Regions from separate parts of the Homo sapiens genome. Here all the other regions are linked to region 1. Evidence: chromatin contacts called from ENCODE Hi-C or POLR2A ChIA-PET data. All regions are on one chromosome and are shown on one strand. The core of a region is the stretch at or near the end of the contact, and the rest is flanking DNA. Distances in the headings are between cores, read along the strand shown. Region 1 overlaps KLF12 (KLF transcription factor 12). Region 2 overlaps PIBF1 (progesterone immunomodulatory binding factor 1). Region 3 overlaps PIBF1 (progesterone immunomodulatory binding factor 1). Region 4 has its middle 31 kb from the start of KLF5. Region 5 has its middle 110 kb from the start of KLF5. Region 6 holds the start of LINC00402 (long intergenic non-protein coding RNA 402).

Region 1 (3,493 bases), core at 669-3,168:
TACCTGAGTAGATGGAATTACTGTTTTTCCAGAAAAACCGGAAGAGGAACATGTTTAGGTGGCAAATGCTGAGCAAGTTTTGCTCATATTGAAGATGCTTTCAGACCACCAGTTGGAAATGTCCTGTCTCCCTCTCTGGCGCTTAGGAGAGAGACTGAGGTATAGCTGCTTAGGAGTCTTTTCCCTTATAGGTTGTAGTGGAAGACATATGAGCCAAGAGGAACACCTGCCACGCGAGAAGTTAAGTCAAAATCTTTGGAAACGTTTATGCAACAGGTAAAGGAAGAGGTCTCTGCAAAAGAAACCAAGGAAAAAGTAACCAGTCACATAGGAAAAGAAAGGTCACTACGTAGAAATGAAAACTCAGAACAGCCAAATAAAATATTGTCTTTTGACCTTGAACTTTTTACTTACACTAAAGTTCACTTTTATTATGGGATATTTTAGTTCACTTATATCGGATTTCTGGGTGAGAAGGGCTAGCCTGTGTTTGTTAACACTATTGTCTGTCCTGTGAGTAGTAGCTCACATTTGCAGTCTCCGTGCCCAGTTCTGACCAGATATCCTGGTTTATGACAGCACTAATTTAAAATGTTGAGAGGCAGGGTGAGTGGCAATTGAGACACATGCTAACTGGGTGACGACACTGGGTGAAGTGGGGTTAGTTATTGCAACGACTTCTTTAGGAAGTTATCAAAATTAAATGAGGTAATATCCATAAAGCTCTTAGAGCAAAGTATGGTACATGGAAAGTACTATATGCTTTAGCAAATATAATTTTTATCAACAATACTTATTAGAGAATATGCAGTATTATTTAGAGGAGGAAAGAAGGAACCCACTTGGTCTTCATAATACCTAATGAAAAAGATAGCCAATTAATTCAGTCCAGGCAATTCAGTAGGATGGAGACTGGCATATTGATTACTTATTTGATTGAATTGACAGGACCAAATGGACATTATGGAATAGATTGGTCTGCTTGGCCTATAAAGTACCTTTATACTTTAAAATGTTAAGAAAATCGCATCAGGATTGGCATCTGCTTACCCCAAAACTATAATTAATTGCTGAAAAAATAGCAAACAGGATCCATTTTTAACTTTATATTATTTTTATTTCTTTATAAAAACAGAAATACCCTGAATTTTGTAAATATAAAATATCCTTTATTGAGTGGGTATTATTTGCCAGGTATGTAGTGTGTGTATTTTTGAGTTTCCCAACAGTGCTGCAGGAGTAAATGGCATTCCTGTTTTACAGATGAGGAAACTGGGAAACTTTCAAACTGGGAAGCTTTCAGAAAGCTTAACTTTTTGGCCTTGGATCAATCTCATATAGGTGACTAAGCCTGTATATGGCTGTGTGCTCTTTCAGATTTCAAAACCTGTGGTATTGTATGCTGCCGTAAACTATGAAGAGGTATAGCCGCCTGGTCTGTCTGCAGACAAGTCAGGGGCCTTGTAATCTCAGCTCTTTCCCCGCCTCTAGGTTTCAGTTTCCTCATCTTGAAGGTACCTAATTTCCTTCCAGATCTAGATTCTGTGAACTTTCATGAACTAATGTAACAGAAACCAGAAGACAAGATAGGAATCTTGATTCTTGTTTTTTTCCTCATATGCAAATACCATTCCTCAAGTGAAACAGATTGTCACAGCAAATACGTTGAGCCTTGAATGTAATGAAGCTCATTTGTCAGTGTCTGGGGCCCCGTAACTTTATAAAAGTTAAACAGGGACACGTTTCAGAAATGCACTTCTGAACCTAAGAAAATGCCTGTGCTTCCTGTTGCAAAAGGTGTTCCTTTTCAGTTGCTTGAGAAAATAATAGAGAAGCTGATGAGAACATGGATGTTTTGTTTAACACAGGCTTTTTCAAACTGCACATTCCTCTTATGTGCGTTGCTCACACGTCATTTTAATATGAAAGGGCACCTGTCTTTTGTCTCAGTACACATGTACCTTTCAGCATTTCAGATGGCGAAATGGGAGGTACCTGAAAAAGTTATTTTTGTTTGGTGGGTTTTGGGAATCCATTCAATACCTGGTGTTTTCTTTAGACTTTATTCTGCCTTCTGCTGGGTAAATGTCATGGAAATGCACTTAGTGACTCTTAATCCTTTTCTTTAACCAAAATTGAAAGAGACAGCCGTTTTCATAATCCATCAGTTGGTTATTTCAAGAAAAAACAAAACAAAACCCTGATGTGAGTTTTTGTTTTCCCAGAACACTTAGTCTATTTAAATAATACCTACATTTTTATATGCTGCATATACATAGAAAGTTGTATTTAACATGAACTCCGAAATGGAGTTACAGAGTTTTCAGGATGAACAATAACAACCACACCTCCCCCACCCTTTTTTTGTGTGTGTGTGTGGTATGTCGTCTTTTTTAACATTTAGAGGACTATTTCACTTTAAAAAACAGATGCTCTTCTTATTAGTGTTGGTTAACACGTTTCTTTTTCAGAAGTTTTCCTAGTTTAGTCCAGGTTTTTCACAGAACTGGAGAAGCACAGGTTGTGGTGAAAATGGTCATATTCTTTTTTTTTAAATACAAAACCTGGAAGTGGCCTAAGGATTTATCATGGGACATAGAGACCATCCCTTCAGAATTGAAGACCTAGAAGTTAATAAGCTATACACCAAGCACTGGCATGGTATCACCCAGCTAGCCACCCGTTACCCAACTAGTGTCCTTTGATTTTTCTCTTTACATCAAAAATGTAATGTCTCAACTTAAAAACAAAAAAAACTTATTAAGATTTATTGGCAAAGAAATGCACAATACCTTTTTCTGTAAGTTTGCTCTTTCATAGATTTAATATAAGAAACCAAAATCAAAGATTATCAAATCAAAGTAAAGTCAAAACTTTAGATTATTCAGAAAAACATAAAACACATTTTTAAAGACTATTGTCAAAAGAGGTTGACTGTGTACTTGTGAGTTAGACAAAAGAAGCAAAGAAGGTAGGTAGGCTGTCTTTATTTTTAGCTTATTTCCAGAGAAAATAGTTTTGAATAACACATTTGCACATTCCTCTTATGTGTGTTACAGAATTCAAGTAATTTGAAGAATTCTAATTCAAATGAGTTTAGGGGAAATGCATTATTTCTAAAGAAATTAATAGAAATCAAGTTTCTGATCACCACTGCTCAACCTGATGCAGAGTCGCCCAGGTGCAGCAGCAGCCCAGGCCCTGGGAGGGGTCTGACTCCATTTATTGTCCCAGCCAACTCTTTTCATAGGAACATTTTCATGGAAAATTCACCATTCTGTCCCTGCTGCTGACTTCTTAAAAATTATATTTAGCTTTCTATTTTCTAGCAAGTTTTTAAAGGAAAGAAGACAAAAAAGACAATTCTGTTCTTTATGATAGCCTTTCAGGGCTCATTTACACATACTACTGGATATCTTACAAACTTAATTATCTTTCTAATTAGTTTTTTTACTCTCATCATGAAGTTAGTTTCTGCTGTCTTAATGTGTTT
Region 2 (3,493 bases), core at 396-2,895, 780 kb after region 1:
GAAAACTCAAATTGTGCCTAGTAAAAGATTTCAGAACCCTGGCTTTTCCTCTAAAATTAACTATGTAATTTACTTTAAGAACAAACACATCAAGGTGTAACGACCTAGCACTTACTAAAGATCTACTCTATGTCAGGAACTTCACATCCATTTTCTCATTTTAATTTTGTGGTATTGCCTGGGTTGCAATAGGCAACTAATGATATTTTTCAGTAACTATACAATTAAGTAATGAAAATATAGCACTCAAAAATGGAAGTACTAAAAATTAACGTTTTGGATAACCATTAAAAATGACCTTTCTGAAGAATATCCAATGACATAAGAAAATGTTTACAATGGAATTCTATGACAATAAATTAAACTATTAAATTACAAGCAATAATATCTTAAATAAGAAAGTATATATATATATCTGTATACATTTCCGAGTGGTTATTTTGGATGGTAGGATTACCAGTAATTTTCCAATTTTATGAAATAAACATGGCTTGGTGTGGTGGCTCATGCCTGTAATCCTTGTAGTTTGGGAGGCCGTGGTGGGCAGATTGCCTGAGCTTAGGAGTTTGAGATCACTCGAGACCAGCCTGGACAATATGGTGAAACCCTGTCTCTACTAAAATACAAACAATTAGCCAGGCGTGGTGGCATGCACCTGTAGTCCCAGCTACTTGGGAGGCTGAGGCAGGAGAATTGCTTGAACCTGAGAGGCAGAGGTTATAGTGAGCCGAGATCATGCCACTGCACTCCAGCCTGGGTGACAGAGTGAGTGAGACTCCAACTCCAAAAAATAAAAATAAAAATAAAATAAAATAAACATTACTGTTATAACAAATCAGAAATCTCCTTCCAATTAAATGCTACCCTAAAATATCTAATTCTGGTTGTTGAACATATAAGATTTTAAATCAAATTTAATATGAATGGAATCTATTGTGTAGTAGTTGGAAAATAGGTTCCTTTGAAACTTTAATATATTTTGGTATAGGCTGATGTACAATGAAAACTTTATTTTGCATATAGTTCATTTACTGTTTTGACTGAGTTGTTTTATCATTCGCCTTAAGTTTCCACTGATTTTTTTTTTCTTTTCTTTTTTTGAGAGATGGGAGTCTCTCTATGTTGCCCAGACTGGAGTGCAGTGACTAGTCACAGGTGCAATTATAGTGTACTACAGCTTCAAACTGCTGGTCTCAAGTGATCCTTCTGCCTCAGGCTCCCCAGAAGCTGGGATTACAGGTACATGCCAGTGCGTCTGGCTCCAATCCTTTAATTTCAAATGTGAAGGATTACATATAATTCTCTCAAAGGTTATACTGCTTTTATCTTAAATAAACATAAAAAGAGCGCAAAGCCACCGCTTTCTTTACAAATATCCATTATGAACTCAAATGTGGACTTTGCAAACTTCAGAAATGTATCAGACCCTAACCTGGGATCTTTAGTGCCATTGATCAATTTTGTGCATACAGTAAGCACTCAATAAAAGTTGTTGAATGCATGAAGGAATGCATAAATGTTCTCTTTGGATATCTAGCCTTACTTTCCCGTCATTCAGCTTAGATGACCTGAGAAGCACTTCCTCAAAATAACCCTCTGGCTCACCATGAGAAGAATGCCTGGCACCAGCTGGCAGGAGATATTAATAGCATGCCCATTAGGCACATGTTCAAGGCACATAGATAGCTCAGTGATAGAATCTTTAGAATATTTGGACAGTTAACATTATTTCGAGTATGAATCAGTTGTGGTTCCTTAAATCCTCACTTTAAATATTAAAAACCAACCTCTATTTTTAAAAATTCTTAAAAAAATAGTAATGTGCAACAGCAATAATTGTTTGTGATTCTGAAGAACTCAGCATTTGGGGCTAAGAAAAGCAAAGTTCTAACAGCAGAATTCTTTCTTTTCTGTTTTTCTTTTTTTGGAGACAGAGTCTTACTCTGTCACCCAGGCTGAAGAGTAAGTGGACAATCACGGTTCACTGCTGCCTCGACCTCTTGAGCTCAGGTAATCCTCCCACCTCAGCCTCCTGAGCAGGGTAGCTGGGACTACAGGCAGATGTCCCCATGCCCAGCTAAGTTTTTGTATTTTTTGTAGAGATGGGGTTTTGCCATGTTGCCCAGGCTGTTCTCAAACTCCTGGACTCAAGCAATTTGCCTGCATTGGCCTCTCAAAGTGTTGGGAATACAGGTGTGAGTCACTGCACCCAGCCCTATTTTTTCTTGTAACAAAGATTCTTTTGAAGGATTCAGAGGCCAAAATAGAGAAAAGAATATGACCTTTCCCTTTAAATTTCAAGTTTTAGTATTTTACCTATCATTTACTACTGATAAGTCTCTTACCCACAAAACTATGTTCTATTCTTCCTTAGGCAACATTGGACTAAGAAACAGATATGCTGAAAATTACAAAATATCCTAGGTTACCCATTGTGACTTTTAGAGGAAATGGGAATGGGACTGATTTTTTAAAAATACATAATTCTGAAATATCTGAATCCTCACCAGACAGAATTAAACATTCCAGCTACAAATATATACTTTCTATTCAGCTCGCCTTGATCAAAATTTGGCATATATTTAGTTTAACTGGTAAGAGCCATAAGTTCTAACTATCCTTTTCTTGCTTTCTATAAAGTGCTCTATATTCTACATCACTTTATTTTTTTATTCACCACTATATTAATGAGGATACATCATTTTAGATAGCCATATAGATGTTCTATTTTCTGAGTCATTTTCTTAGTGTACAATGTCTCTAAATGTCTAAATCAGTTCACATAAAAAAAAGCAACTCTGAATTCTCAAACGCTCTGATGAAGAAACAATTTTACTAGGTATCCTGCACTGAGTTAGATAGAGAAAGTGAAAAATAAACAAGAATAAGATGTAGTTGGCACGGCGTGGTAGCTCATGCCTGTAATCCCAGCACTTTGGGAGGCCGAGGTGGGTGGATCACTTGAGGTCAGGAGTTTGAGACCAGCCTGGCCAATACAGTGAAACCCTGTCGCTATTAAAAATACAAAAATTAGCCAGGCATGGTGGCACATGCCTGTAATCCCAGCTACTCGGGAGGCTGAGACAGGAGAATTGCTTGAACCTGGGAGGTGGAGGTTGCAGTGAGCTGAGATCGTGCCACTGCCTCTAGCCTGGGTGACACAGTGAGTCTCTGTCTCAAAAAAAAAAAAAAAAGATGTAGTTGCTAGACTGGGCATGGTGGATCTCTCCTGTGTTTCCAGCACTTTGGAAGGCCGAGGCAGGTGGATCACTTGAGGCCAAGGCCAGGAGTTCAAGACCAGCCTGACCAACATGGTGAAACCCCATCTCTACTAAAAATACAAAAATTAGCAGGGTGTGGTGGTGCACGCCTGTAGTCCCAGCTACTTGGGAGACTGAGGCAGGAGAACTGCTTGAACCTGGAAGGTGGAGGTTGCAGTGAGCTGAGACTGTGCCATTGCACTCCAGGCCTGGGTGACAGAATGAGACTCCAT
Region 3 (3,493 bases), core at 666-3,165, 700 kb after region 1:
GTTTCTGTCCTTAAGGCACTTACATTCTGTGGTTCAATTAGTTTTTGTTGGTACACTAAGTGCCTGAACAATGACTCTGTCACATATGTCATTTCAAAGGCCAGAGCTTTTCTAAAAAAGGGAATTTTGAGGTTGCCTTCAGATGTAAATATCACTTGTACACTGTAAAACATTTGTATACATATAAAAAAGCACATTAAAAAAAGTCTTGTCAGGTGCTGTGGCTCACGCCTGTAATCCCAACACTTTGGGAAGCCGAGGTGGGCAGATCACGAGGTCAGGAGTTTGAGACCAGCCTGACCAACATGGTGAAACCTTGCCTCTACTGAAAATACAAAAATCAGCTGGGCGTTGTGGCACATGCCTGTAATCCCAGCTACTCAGGAGGATGAGGCAGGAGAATCACTTGAACCTGGGAGGCAGAGGTTGCAGTAAGCTGAGATCACGCCACTGCACTCCAGCCTGGGCGACAGAGTGAGAGACTCCATCTCCAAAAAAAAAAAAAGTCTTCAGAAGAAGACCTAAGTGTCAAAAAAAAAAAAAAAAAAGTCAAGCTCTTATTTCTCCTCCTCTGCGTCACAGCACTGCTCCCACTCCATTACCCAGTTAACAGTAGTTTTGTGTGGCTCGCCTCATATTGTCAATGCATATGGAAACGCTCATCCATCCACCCATCCATCACTGAATTTACTATCAGGGGAAAATACCTATAGCAAATACTTTCAGCCAAAGGATCTGGATTTAGAAATGTTTTCATTTTAGGTATAAAACCATGAGATTATAAAATGATTAGCTCTTACTTCAAATATTAGCGTGGTAAATTCCTTATCAACAAGTTCAGAGAAAATATAAAAAAGTATTCTTATGGAAAATTGAAAATATTCAAAAGAATAACTAAAAATTATGATGCCTGAAGAGAATCATAGCATGCTAGAATAAAAGGAGTCCAGAACTCATTTCATTATAACCTCCCACTTAATTTTATAGATAAGAACACATTGAGAACATTTAATGATTTGCCCCAGGTTATCTAGTCGGTTCACCTTACTAATTCTGCATTAGCTTACAGTCTTTGATTTGACTTGTTTGTAGTATTACCTCTCAGTTTTCATTAGGACATAGCTGAGCTTGTACCTCTTTTGAAAAAAATTTCCCTTATTATTATTTAAAAAGAATTTTATTGTAGAATAAAATAGAAAATCCAGATAAGCAAAAATAAGGAAGGAAGAACTACCCAACTAATATTGAATCTTCTTAATTTTATCATCACTGCATAACCTTATCTGGAGGTACTGGGGAAATCTTATTGTTACTCATGTACTGATTGATTATAGCCGGTATTCCAGAAAATCACAATCAGGTTACCAAGCTAAAGCTAGAAATGCAGAAGGTCAGGGTCAGAAGGAATAGTGCCACTGCCTGGAGCAGAGTAGGATCAGAAAGGCAGATCAGAGAGTGCTGACAGGCTTTAAGTATTCAGCTGTATCTTGTGGTTTTCATCTGACCCTATTTCCCATTAATGTGTATGTATTCAATCTGCTTTCTTCCTATAGATTATAATAGACACAGCATAGTGTCTGCCACAATCTCTGCCCACTCTCTGAGCAAAACCTGCCTAGCCATAGCCCTTAATAAACAGTCCTCGGCAGCTGTATTTGGAACTGTGTGACTCCTGCTCACCATTAAGGGCAGCCATTCTGTAGGCTGGGTAATAAGCTTAGGAAGTCTTGCCAAAAAGGGGTATCACCCAACAAGAATTAGCTATGCCAATTAGATTGTTAGTCTTGGAAAATACAGGGAGAACTACATTATAAGAGAGTAGATGCAGAAAGGATGTACAGAAACCTGTTTCAAGACAAAGGGCTGTGAGCAAGTTAATGAGGAAGTGGAAAACATGAGTAAGCAGAAACTAGAGGAGAAACAAAGAGAAGCTGATGTACTACAGAGGAAAAGATGCATGGACTCAGCCGCCTTGTGTCCAGGCTAGTCAACTGAGCCATCCTGTTTTCTCCCGCCTGTCAGCTTAGTCTACATTACTGCCACACGTATCCTTAAAATAATTGTCCCTTATTTTATTTTATTTTATTTTTTGAGGCAGAGTTTCACTCTCTCGCCAAGGTGGTGAATGCAGTGGTGCCATCGCACCGACAATTCTCCTGCCTGTCTCCCAAGTAGCTGGGACTACAGGCGTGTGCCACCACACCCGGGTAATTTTTGTATTTTTAGTAGGGATAGGGTTTCACCATGTTGGCCAGCCTGGTCTTGAACTCCTGACCTCAGGTGATCCTCCCACTTTGGCCTCCCAAAGTGCTGGGATTAGAGGTGTGAGCCACCATGTCTGCCCAATTGTCTCTTATTTGATCTAAACTGCAACTTTCATTTTTTTAAAAAGGGAGGTTGAATTATATAATCACTAAAAAATCTCTTTCATCCTATTAATCTTCAGTAGCATTATCTGCATGTATAATAAAATGACTGAGATCAGAAGTTCTCATATTTGACTATTATATTCAACTTGGGAGTTAAAAAAATTAAGATTCTGGGGACTCACTGAATCAGAATATCAGAGAAAATCTTTCTGGTTTTGAGTCTCTATGTTTAGCAGATAAAAATCATGTTTCTCCTGAGAAATGAAAGCATGATTGAGAAACCATTTGAAGTAAAATGGAATATTTAATAATGTTACTCCTATTTTAATTCTCTTGCCTTTTAATCTTGATTCTTATTATTTGTTAAAATATATAGTTTTCAATATTTCCTAATTTATTTTCTCTATTTTTAAAAATTGGCACATAATAACTGTACATATTTTTGGTATTTTACCTTTTAATCCAAATTTTTCTTATTTCTTTTTCTTTAATTTCTGTGCACATATATTTTTAGCTAACAATGCATTTCAGTTTATGTTAATTGATTTCACACTTTATGAGGAATTACAGTAAAATATACTATCATCTATAAGATAGGTAATATACACATTTAGAAAATGGATTAATGCAAATCCTTCAAGGTCTTTTCATGAAACATATTTGTGGAATCTACTCATTTCATAAATGTAAAAGGAAAAAATTAACTAAAATACATTTAGTAAGAATCAGGAATATTAAAATTATGAGTTTTAAAAATTGTACTTACAAAGAGTGTTGGTTTAGGTGTAAATATATTGTCTTCATGCTCTTTAGGCACATTCAAAGTCTTTGATTTCTGATTTTCTGTCACATGTTTTGGTTCTGTTTTAGTGAGAAGTAAGCTGTTCTCAGAATGTTTACTATGCATCTTAACGAGAATCTGTTTCATTGCTGCCAATTCCTGTTGATATATGAAAACAGAAGAAAGTAGCAAGAGTGATTTTAGCAAGCAGACTAATAATGATTAATATTAAAATATTTTTAAGTAGAAGAAACAATTATACTACACACATAAGTTGTGAAAATAAAATAGTAATTAGAATCATGCACATGAATCTTTTGATCATTAATACTCATTTAATATA
Region 4 (3,493 bases), core at 276-2,775, 610 kb after region 1:
CCTGCCTCAGCTCCTGAGAAGCTGGGATTACAAGCGCCCACCACCACTCCTGGCTTATTTTTGTATTTTTAGTAGAGATGGGGTTTCACCATGTTGGCCAAGCTGGTTTTGAACTCCTGACCTCAAATGACCCGCCCTCCTTGGCCTCCCAAAGTGCTGGGATTATAGGCGTGAGCCACTGCACCTGGCCTACATACTAAAATATTTACAAATGAAATTATATGGTGTCTGAGGTTTGCTTTCAAATAATCTAGGGGAGGGAAGACAGGGAAGAGTTGAGAGTACAGGTAGATTAAAGTTGGCTGAGAGTTGATCATTGTAAAAGCTGGGTAAAGAGGGTGAGTATTCATTATACTTTTCTATTTTTATATTTGTTGCAAACTTCCATAATAAAGAGGTTTGGTTTTTGTTGTTGTTTTGTTTTTTGAGACAGAGTCTCATTCTGTCACCCAGGCTGGAGTGTAGTGTCGTGATCTCAACTCACTGCAACCTCTGCCTCCTGGGCTCAAGTGATCCTCCCACCTTAGCCTCCCCAGTAGCTGGGATTTACAGGCACCAAGTCACCACACCTGGCTACTTTCTGTATTTTTGTAGAGACAGGGTTTCGCCATGTGGCCCAGGGTGGTCTCCAACTCCTGGGCTGAAGGGATCTGCCTCGGCCTCTCAAAGTGCTGGGATTACAGGTGTGAGTCACCATGCTCAACCCATAAAAAAGGTTTTAAATATGATAAATTTAAAAACATGAATGTTTAAATACCTTGATCCCTGGTTCCTCATTTAGCGATCTATCCTACAGAAATACTCAAACACAGGCCAGGCTGCAGTGGCTCACACCTATAATCCCAGCACTTTGGGAGGCTGAGGTGGGTGGATCACTTGAGCCCAGGAGTTCAAGACCAGCCTGGGCAACATGGCAAAACCCTGTCTGTACAAAAATGCAAAAATTAGTCAGGCACTGTGGTGTGCACCTGTAGTCCTAGCTACTCAGGAGGCTGAGGTAGGAGGATCACTTGAGTCTAGGATTTTGAGGCTGCAGTGAACCATGATCACACCACTGCACTCCAGCCTGAGGGACAGAACGAAAGCCCATTTCAAAAAAAAAAAACACATGCACACATTGTGGAAAAAGATGTTTCCTTTGACATTGTCTGTAACAGCAAATAACTGGAAACTGGATTCATGTCCAACAATGGAGGAATGGTTAAAATTAACTGTAATTCATTCAACTGGGTATTTTTATGACCTCCCACCCCCAACTTAGAGTTGGTTAATAAAGGATAATGCTAATAAAAGTTAGAAGATACTACCTATGAGGACACCGAATGACATCCCAAGGAGGAAATCTCTAACTGAAGAGAGGTCTGACAGTACACTGAGGGAAGGTGCAATACCAAGCCCCTAAAAGGGGAGTAAATAATCTACTTGGAAATCTTATGGATCACTATGCCAGCAATCCTGATGACTCAGAACAGGAGAGTGCTGACAAACGCAGGGTGATGTCACCATTTCCTGCCTCAGGAAGTCGGCTAGAAGGGGAGGAGAGGCCTGTGGCAGGTAAAGATCAAAGGCCTGGAAGCATTGTTCTCTCCCTTTATTCCTGCCTCTCTGTAGGTATAATCACCAGAAATGTACTTATTACCTTCTCACAGTCACTTGTCTTATTTGGCTTGGATGAAGGCTTTTTCGAGTGGACAAAGCACTTGCTTGAAATCCTCCCAAGCTCCAGGGTTTTATCTTGGCAGCTCTGATCCTCCACTATCCCTCAAGAGACAGTCAAGATCGGCGCATCTCTCTCTGGGCAGGTGAATCCACTTACCATGGTCTTAACAGGGCTCACCTGCTACTCTTGGCAGGCTCAGGCTGGCTGCACCTTGGAACAGACTCCCGCCCTAAAGGGAGCCTGGGGAGCCCTCTAGATGAGCTGAGAGTTCCCTTCATGTCTTGTTTCCTTAATTCCCGGATTCTGATGGGCTTCCCTATATAGAGCATGCCTCTTGAAACAGGTATGCTACTGTAGAAAGAGTCAATGAGGGCCGGGCTTGGTGGCTCACGCCTGTTATCCCAACACTTTGGGAGGCTGAGGTGGGCAGATCACCTGAAGTCGGGAGTTCAAGACCAGCCTGGCCAACATGGTGAAACCCCATCTCTACTAAAAATACAAAAGTTAGCTGGGCATGGTGGCGCACACCTGTAGTCCCAGCTACTCGGGAGGCTGAGGGAGGAGAATCGCTTGAACCAGGGGGGCAGAGGCTGCAGTGAGCTGCGATGGTGCCACTGCACTCCAGCCTGGGTGACAGAATGAGACTCCGACTCAAAAAACAAAAAAAGAGTCAATGAGTTCAAATCAGAACAGCCTGCTCTGTCTCTTACTGGCTGTGTTTCCATGAGGAAAATGAGTTCCTTAACCTTCCTGGGCGTTATTGTTCTCATCTATAAATTTGCTACAGTAAGAAGTGAATTATAGGATTATAGTAAGGGAAGTCATGTGTGTTAAAGGGCTCAAGGGCCTGACACAGTACCCTGGCAAATCGTATGTTAGTTATGTCAGGAAAAACTGCCTGCGTTTCAGCACCCTGTGACCACCAACCTTACAAGATTACATCTAGTCACCTGACTAGTGACCCCAAATTCATTTGACTACCACTTTCCCCCAAAACAGCCCCTTGCTGTTTATTACGACAGTTCTTCTCTTGGTCACTGTTTATTGTGTCATTATTGTGTCATCTTTGATTAATGGTGTCTATAGCCATGCTATGATGGCTACACCTCTCAAAGTAATTATAGAGGTACAGTGGCCAGGCACCACGGCTCATGCCTTGTAATCTCAGCACTTTGGAAGGGCAAGGTGGGAGGATTGCTTGAGCCAAGGAGTTTGAGACCAGCCTGGGCTAGTGAGACCCTCATCTCTATTATTAAAAAAGAGAAAAAGAAAAAAATAAAAATGACATATAGTTATGGAAAACAAATTGTTGATTTTTTCAAAAAGAAAGACAGTATCACTTTCCTCTTAGCTAACACTCAATCCAGGAAGACCTGAGACAAGGATGCAGGCCCCTGAGTGTTCCAGCTCTTTGTTGCTTCAGATCTTCCCAGTTACTGGGCCACACACATCTACTCAGGGAATAAGCCACTTGCCAAGGTCCAGTTTCCACTGGGCCAGAGTCAGATTATCAGTAATGGCTACATACGAAACTTACCTCCAGAAAAATGTGTAGATCCTTGCTTTACATCTGTGTAATTAAATGTGCCATCCAGGGAAGGTTTTTTCCCCTAAAAATAACAAACAGGCACCTCCAAAAATGAACTTAGGCCTTTAACGCTTAACAGAAAAAAAAGTCTACCTTTTTTTTGAGACATGGTCTTGCTCTGTGACCCAGGCTGGCATACAGTGGTACCATCACGGCTCACTGAAGGCTCAACTTCCAGGGCTCAAGCAATCCTCCCACCTCAGCACCCCCAGTAGCTGGGACTACAGGCGTGTCCTACAATACTG
Region 5 (3,493 bases), core at 524-3,023, 530 kb after region 1:
GATTTTGCCCCCCACGGGGCACTGGGCAATCAATGTCTGGAGATGTTTTTGGTTTTCCCAACTCGGGGTACTGGTAGGATTAGGGGGTGGTGTTGCTACTGTCATCTAGTGGGTACTCAGTCAGGGTGCTGCTAAACATCCTACAATGCACAGAACAGTTCCTATCCCCCACAACAAAAAATATCCAGCCCAAATGTCAATAGTGTTGAGACTGAGGCTGCTCTTTAGGGTCTTCATTTTAGCTATTTTGTCCTTATAACATGTGCCACTTTATTCAGCTACTTATTCTCTTAGCAACAGCAGTGCTAAGAAAGGCTCATGCCTGGCATTAAGATGCGGAAAGTAGGAAAAAAAGGAAGGAAGTGTATCCTCCTCCCACCTCTTGCTAGTGGCCAGCTGGAGGTCTTCCCAGGATTTATTTTGTCCTCTCTAACCAGGCCTAGAAAACTGCAGAAGGCCAGGTGCGGTGGCTCATGCCTGTAATCCCAGCACTTCGGGAGGCTGAGGCGGGTGGATCACTTGCGGTCAGGAGTTCAAGACCAGCCTGGCCAACATGGTGAAACCTGTGGTGCACACTTGTAATCTTAGCTACTCCGAAGTCTAAGGCAGGAGAACCGCTTGAACCCGGGAGGCAGAGGTTGCAGTGAGCCAAGATCGTTCCACTGCACTCCAGCCTGGGATACAGAGTGAAACTCTGTCTCAAAAAAAAAAAAAAAAAAAAAAGAAGCATTTTTCCTTAGGCAAGGCTGAAAGAGAAAAGAAATATTCCTGCCTCTAGGCTGGTAGGTAAAGGAGTTTGAAAAAGTTTTATTTAAAATATAGGCAATTTAACTGATTTATTTAAAAGTAGGAGTGGGTTGTGTGAAAAACAATAGATTTTCCTGCACAGAAAAAGAAAGGATCATCTCTAACTTTAATAAAAGTAATGACTCACCATTGCTCAAATTTAGAGAAAAACAAGCTGTCTGTATGTCACACATTATTTCCTGTCTATCCAGATGAGAACAGAAGCTCTTCAGTTCAGCTGAGCCAACCAAGAACGTGTCAATTCTCAGCCTTATTACCAGCTCTTCTTTATCTTATCTTTGAAAAGTCAGGCCAAATCCAAAAAGATACATCTGTTCTTCTACCCTTGCAACAGTAAAGTCATGGGAGCAGGGATGTAGGAAGCCACGGCAAGGAGGTCTCCATCCAGTAGGTGGCCCGGGATGAAGGCCGTGTTGGGGCTAAACCACACTCTGGAATTCTGTCAGCAAATTCCTCGCTGTGTGAACTTGAGCAAGCCATTCACCTTTCTTAAGCCATTTTCTTGATATTTCACAGAGACTCACCAAGTATTCAACGAGAACATGTAAGTGAAATGCTTCACAAAATGCCTGGTAAATAATAGATGCTTAGAAAATGGTAGAGAGAGAAAAGAGCAGTCTCTGCCCTTTAATGTACCTGTTTTTGCCCTCAAATCTAGATGCCATTCCTATAATTTGATAACTTTTCCTCAGACTTTCCAGAAGTAGAATTCCTTCCAGTTCATTAACAACATCCTCTGTCTCTTATACTAAGGACATATTTGGCTTCCTTTTGATTGCATAAGTATTTCTTAAAAGACACCTTGGGAGAGATGACATGTTTAAAATGCAGTGGAGTAACCTGCTCATAAACTCTGAGGCCCTGAACAAGGTGAGAACATGACAAATGAACAGGGATTATGTGCTGCATCGCACGAGAGTTCCAAAACAGGAAAATTGACTTTACTGGGTGCGGCTCTACAGTCATATAACATGGTTTACAGTTTAAAATATCGACTATAAAAGCCAACTCAGAGTGAGTTTTGGGTTGGTCATAACCACTGCAAAAAAAAAAAAAAAAAAAAAAAAAACCATTCACACTGAGAGCGACCTTTATACCTGTTTGGGTTTCTTAGTAACTTATTTTAACAGATTGTCTATACAAGATGGAGTTTTATGACTGGTATCAGTTCAAAGGTGGAGAAAATGTGAACCAAGTGTGTTTAGCTATATTTTCCAGTGCATTTATTTCTCATGAAATGTAACAACAGATGGACTCCTGGAGTATGGAATTTCCTTTCTTTTCGAAAGGAATAAGTACCCAACAAGCAAAAACTATAAAATGAATGTCACTGTTCTTCCAATTGTCCCAATGGGGAAGATACTGTTTAAAAAGCATTCACTCCAGTTAGCGAACAAAAAATAACAACCTGTACCAAGCCATTTTCTTTCCCCCAAGCCCATTGTCTCTAAAGATGCTCATCTTTCGCCTTCAAGCCCTTTTCACAGGTGCAGAAACGTAAAATGCAGAAATGAAGTCTAGGACTATAGATTGTCAATCAGTAAACAAGGAGAGATGTGAGAAATTAGATTCTGTCATAGAAACAAATAATCACATTGGGAGAGTGGAAACGATGATTATTTCCTTGCTAATCATCCTCCTTGAAAAAGATACCTATAAATTAATATGCATTTGATATGGATTATTTTTGACCCGTATGCATTTCAGGAAATAAAAACTGGATTCAGAAAGGCCTGTGAGGCCCAGTGCGGTGGCTCTCACCTGTAATCCCAGCACTTTGGGAGGCCAAGGTGGGTGGATGACCTGAGGTCAGGAGTTTGAGACCAGCCTGGCCGACATGGTAAAACCCCGTCTCTACTAAAAATACAAAAATTTGCCAGGCGTGGTGGCACGCACCTATAGTCCCAGCTACTCGGGAGGCTGAGGCAGGAGAATCACTTGAACCTGGGAGGCGAAGGTTGCAGTGAACCGGGATCATGCCACTACACTCCAGCCTGGGCGACAGAGCAAGACTCTGTCTAAAAAAAAAAAAAGAAAGAAAGAAAAGCCTGTGAGTTGAGGGGAAGGGGTGGTAAATAAGGCTATCCTCTGGGTAAAAGCTCTCAAAGCAAAAAGCTGTCACAGGTCCTCTGCTACATGCTAGTCAAGAGCAACCCAAGATTGAGAGGAGAAATACCTCAACTCCTCCAAAGAACTGCTTCTCCCCACTAGCACCTTCATGGCTAGGAGGTGGGAGGGAGGGTGTTAAGTCAGCTCAGCTGGTATCTTGCTCGGTTTTGCATTTGCATGCATCTGTATCCTCTTTTGTTTCCCCGGAAGTGGAAGTTATTAAAGTATCACAAGAATGCTGGGTCTCACAATGTTCCTGTCTGCCCTGTTCAAGGAAGTAGGCAGAATAGTACACTGGTCCCTGTTCTTGGAAAATTTGCAGCACAAAGAAAAGAAAGAAAAAAAACAGAAAAGATGAGATAAACCCTGATTAAGCAGACAAGCTTCATAATGTTTATCCAAATTAAATCTCTTCACATTGGTGTTTACCCATCATTAATTCTTATGTAATCACATTAGAGGAAAAACGCCTTGCATTAGTGGATGCTGATATTGGCCTTATGAAAGCGAGTTACCTTTTCTTATAGCAAATCTGTAGCAAGCCAATACGGAGGCTCCAGTCAGTTTATCAAAAGTT
Region 6 (3,493 bases), core at 583-3,082, 530 kb before region 1:
GCAAAAAAGTAAAAAGTTCTGGTGTCATCCCATGTAGGCCGACAACAACAAAAAAGTTATAGGTATACAGTGTATCTTTATAAAATAAGATCAGGCCAGGCGCGGTGGCTCACGCTTGTAATCCCAACACTTTGGGAGGCCAAGGTAGGCAGATCACAAGTTCAGGAGATCAAGACCATCCTGGCTAACATGGTGAAATCCTGTCTCTACAAAATACAAAAAATTAGCCAGGCATGGTGGAACGCGCCTGTAGTCCCAGCTACTCGGGAGGCTGAGGCAAGAGAATCACTTGAACCCAGGAGGCGGAGGTTGCAGTGAGCTGAGATCACGCCACTGCACTCCAGCCTGGGCGACAGAGCAAGACTCTGTCTCAGAAAATAATAATAATAATAAATAAATAAGATCAACAAAATTTGATAGGTATAAAGATCACTGTATACCTATCACTTTTTTGTTGTTGTCAACCTACATGGGATGGCCCAACACTTTTTTGTTGTTGTTGACCTACGTGGGACCACATAATTATCAAGATAGAAATAGAAAAGCTATTCAAAATGTACTTCAATGTCATATACAGTGTATATTTATCACTTTCTTAAAAGCTTGGGACAGTGTATAAAATTACTTTTGTTGATATAGTTTCAATTTTCAGAGTGTAAAAACTGTCAAACCTAGATAAGACACTCTACTTTGAATGTAAAGTAAATTTCTAAAAAGTACTTATCCTTTTTTAGGTTTAGATAATTATTTAGAGGTGTGAGAGCATGGAAAAAGATATGACAAGAACAAGACAGTTTCTTATAGTAATCTGGTTCAAGAAATAATACAAACATATATGAATGAATAAATTATCAAGGTCAAATTAATGTAGCAGAAACTGAGACTGCCAAATGGACATACAAGAGAGTCAGCCGCAAAGGATCATGAAAGTTTACATGACCACAGTTATCAATTTGGAAATAGAAAATCTATTTAAAATGTACTTAAATATCATATTAATCTTCTATACACTTCAGAGAGGTGGAGTTTCATTGTTGCTGTTGTTACTAGTGTTTTTGTTGAATAACCCATTCTTTAGGAAGCACATAATGAAATTAACTCTGACTCCCTCCTTCTTCCCACACTGTCCCACAACCTCTTCCTCTGCCAGCAAGACTTGGAAGGAAGATGATTGTTTACAAGGGAAGGTAGATTAGTTTATGTTACTCCCAGATCTTGTTACACCATGAAATCATATAGTAAACATAGCTTCTAGAATTTTAACTTCCATATGTTATATTATCAATTCAGACCCCCCAAAACTAAATTTCTTTGAATATCTAATTTTAATAGGTTAGATGCTCTCTGCCAATTTTTCTCCTTAATATACAAACCTAACATGATAATAAAAACCAATAACAAAATCAGAGGCTTCCTAGACAGTAGCCCATCTTCATTTCCAGGTTAAAGATTTTGGTTGAGACTATTTGCAAGCATATAATAATAATTCCTGTGCAAGAGAGTCTCTATTGAATGATACGTACTCTGAAGATGGTATGAAGGAAAGAGGCTCTTAGGAAGATCCAAGCTGGCTGCCAAGCTTCCATATCCACTTCAAGGTTTCCTGTAATATTAAATGCTTGGCCTTCACAGAAGATATTTCCAAAGACAACATATACATTATGTTGTATATGTTGGGATAGTCAGGGCTGGAGGCTCCCAAACTTGTATATGAAACATGACATAACAGAAAGAGCAGGCTATTTGGAGGGAGAAGGTTGGGTTCAAGCCCAAGCCCTCAATCTCATTGACACTGCAAACAGGGACATCACTTAACTTCTACGGGTCCAGTTCACAAGTCTGCCTTACCTCTCTAGATAATAGTTTTGTTTTATCAAATCAAATGATGTGAAAGTAAGAACAAAAGAAGACATTGGTAAGATATTCAAGAGGTTAAAAGAGGATGTGGTAAGTGATTACCATATTTCTCCCTCCTCTTTCTTCTCTTAGTTTTAACTGCTTAGCAAAATATTTACTGAGTGCCTGCTAAGTTTCAGCGATAAGCCCTGGAGATACAGAGGGAAAAAAAAAAATGACATGGTCCCTGACCTGAAGTAGCCAAGGAGTGACATTTACCTGACTTTACTTTTATAAGGATCACTGTGGTTACTACATTGAGCATACATGACAGGCAGATGACGATGCAAGCAGAGATACTTGGTTTATACACTACTGTATCATTTCAGGCAAAAAAAAAAAAAAGGTAGCAGCTTGTACAAGGGTGGTAGTAGCGAAAGTACTGAGGATTCAACTAAGATGAGGACCAATGACTAAGCTTTGGATTTAACACAGCAAAAAGATATTCAGTGTTCTTGAAGCACAGACAACGTTTAATGAAAACTAGGAGATCAACAGAGGGTTACTCATAACAGAATGAAAATTCCATGAGGCACATTGGAAAGAATTGGAAGGGAGGTCAACAGGAGATGGAAGCATAGGAGAGAAACAAGCACCAGGTTTAGAGAAGCTTGCTTCTGGGGCAATAGATAAACACTTGATAGTCGTGCATGCACAGAATTCTGTGCAGTTGGCCCAACAAGGGTGTGGTGCCTCGGGGTAGAATTCATCCCGAGTACGTGAGGAGACAATCCTCTGCCTCCATAGTTGCTCACTTTCATGCAAAACCAGCTGTTACCCATTTGGTTGGGGAACTGAGGTAAACATAGTGGAACTGAAGAGGATTGGAGTGGAGTAGCAGAGTCCTAGCCCTTGAATAGAATTTTTGCCAGGTAATTGATGAGAGTGTGGATGAGCACAATTATACCTATTATTTATTGGGTACATACTCTGTGTCTGCCATGCTTAATCTTCACCACAGAAAACTTAAAGATACGTGTATTAGTCCATTCTCACGCTGCTATAAAGAACTGCCCAAGACTGGGTAGTTTGTAAAGGAAAGAGGTTTAACTGACTCACAGTTCTGCAGGGCTGGGGAGGCCTCAGGAAACTTACAATCATGTCCTTCTTCACGTGGCAGCAGGAAGGAGAAGAATGAAAGTCAAGTGAAGGGGGAAGCTCCTTATAAAACCATATGATCTCGTGAGAACTTACTATCACAAGAATAGCATCAGGGGAACTGCCCCCATGATTCAATTACCTCCGACCAGGTCCCTCCCAACACACATGGGGATTATGGGAACTACAATTTAAGATGAGATTTGGGTGGGGACACAGCCAAATCATATCATGTGTTATCATCTCATTCTAAAAATGAGAAAAGTACAGCTCAGAGAAACTAAGTAATGTACCTCATCTACCCATCTTCACACAGTTAAGTGACAGCATTAGGATTTGAATCTCTCCCTCTTTCCATTTTGCTTTGAAGAGCCAAGGAAACATGTCACATTTTAGAAGATAAGGAGTTAGGATTAGGTGGAAACACAACATTGGTAACACTGGGGAGACGGGACTGAAATAGTCTGTATAAGAAGCAGAACTGACTTAGGGTCAGCTG

What was found. A loop is a pair of places that touch in the nucleus more often than their neighbours do. ChIA-PET counts read pairs that join two places held with the same protein, here RNA polymerase II (POLR2A). Pooled maps may share reads with other maps.
Region 2: a loop to region 1 is called in a map of CD4-positive, alpha-beta T cell, with 3 times the contacts of the local background. The contact joins two enhancer-like sites. A Hi-C loop is called at or near these places in 2 of 168 maps with a recorded cell type or tissue (CD4-positive, alpha-beta T cell and naive thymus-derived CD4-positive, alpha-beta T cell), 1 of 37 single-sample maps with no recorded cell type and 5 of 50 pooled maps. POLR2A ChIA-PET finds 5 or more read pairs at or near these places in 1 of 52 experiments (WTC11).
Region 3: a map with no recorded cell type shows a loop between it and region 1 (2.8-fold over the local background). The contact joins two enhancer-like sites. A Hi-C loop is called at or near these places in 1 of 37 single-sample maps with no recorded cell type and 1 of 50 pooled maps. POLR2A ChIA-PET finds 5 or more read pairs at or near these places in 3 of 52 experiments (BJ, WTC11 and endothelial cell of umbilical vein).
Region 4: a map of right cardiac atrium shows a loop between it and region 1 (5-fold over the local background). The contact joins two enhancer-like sites. A Hi-C loop is called at or near these places in 3 of 168 maps with a recorded cell type or tissue (PC-3, mammary epithelial cell and right cardiac atrium) and 2 of 50 pooled maps. POLR2A ChIA-PET finds 5 or more read pairs at or near these places in 2 of 52 experiments (MCF 10A and activated CD4-positive, alpha-beta T cell).
Region 5: POLR2A ChIA-PET joins it to region 1 with 15 read pairs in BJ. The contact joins two enhancer-like sites. A Hi-C loop is called at or near these places in 1 of 168 maps with a recorded cell type or tissue (mammary epithelial cell) and 3 of 50 pooled maps. POLR2A ChIA-PET finds 5 or more read pairs at or near these places in 2 of 52 experiments (BJ and WTC11).
Region 6: a loop to region 1 is called in a pooled map, with 2.7 times the contacts of the local background. The contact joins the promoter of LINC00402 here to the enhancer-like site in region 1. A Hi-C loop is called at or near these places in 8 of 50 pooled maps. POLR2A ChIA-PET finds 5 or more read pairs at or near these places in 3 of 52 experiments (activated CD4-positive, alpha-beta T cell, activated naive CD4-positive, alpha-beta T cell and naive thymus-derived CD4-positive, alpha-beta T cell).

The regions. Positions count from the first base shown.
Region 1 is chr13:73,700,901-73,704,393 of GRCh38, reverse strand. The region is part of intron 7 of KLF12 (KLF transcription factor 12); the gene reads left to right. Among named protein-coding and RNA genes, the nearest start is that of LINC00393, 41 kb to the right of the region's middle. Within about 2 kb of position 1,918, at least 5 of the 41 ENCODE cell types and tissues checked have a DNase peak (open chromatin) inside an H3K27ac peak, as active enhancers do; they include mammary epithelial cell, where a contact is called at or near this core.
Region 2 is chr13:72,918,408-72,921,900 of GRCh38, reverse strand. The region is part of intron 13 of PIBF1 (progesterone immunomodulatory binding factor 1); the gene reads right to left. Among named protein-coding and RNA genes, the nearest start is that of PIBF1, 140 kb to the right of the region's middle. Within about 2 kb of position 1,645, at least 4 of the 41 ENCODE cell types and tissues checked have a DNase peak (open chromatin) inside an H3K27ac peak, as active enhancers do.
Region 3 is chr13:72,998,638-73,002,130 of GRCh38, reverse strand. It overlaps PIBF1 (progesterone immunomodulatory binding factor 1), which reads right to left. Exons shown (of 18, transcript NM_006346.4): 17 at 3,136-3,309. Among named protein-coding and RNA genes, the nearest start is that of KLF5, 59 kb to the left of the region's middle. Within about 2 kb of position 1,915, at least 3 of the 41 ENCODE cell types and tissues checked have a DNase peak (open chromatin) inside an H3K27ac peak, as active enhancers do.
Region 4 is chr13:73,088,648-73,092,140 of GRCh38, reverse strand. No RefSeq gene overlaps it. Among named protein-coding and RNA genes, the nearest start is that of KLF5, 31 kb to the right of the region's middle. RefSeq lists enhancers at 939-1,492, 1,376-1,670, 1,493-2,046, 1,083-2,282, 2,047-2,601. Within about 2 kb of position 1,525, at least 9 of the 41 ENCODE cell types and tissues checked have a DNase peak (open chromatin) inside an H3K27ac peak, as active enhancers do; they include mammary epithelial cell, where a contact is called at or near this core.
Region 5 is chr13:73,169,736-73,173,228 of GRCh38, reverse strand. No RefSeq gene overlaps it. Among named protein-coding and RNA genes, the nearest start is that of KLF5, 110 kb to the right of the region's middle. RefSeq lists an enhancer at 2,811-3,382. Within about 2 kb of position 1,773, at least 4 of the 41 ENCODE cell types and tissues checked have a DNase peak (open chromatin) inside an H3K27ac peak, as active enhancers do.
Region 6 is chr13:74,229,783-74,233,275 of GRCh38, reverse strand. LINC00402 (long intergenic non-protein coding RNA 402) reads right to left here and starts at 1,832. Exons shown (of 2, transcript NR_144451.1): 1 at 1,524-1,832. It also overlaps a transcript of KLF12 not described here.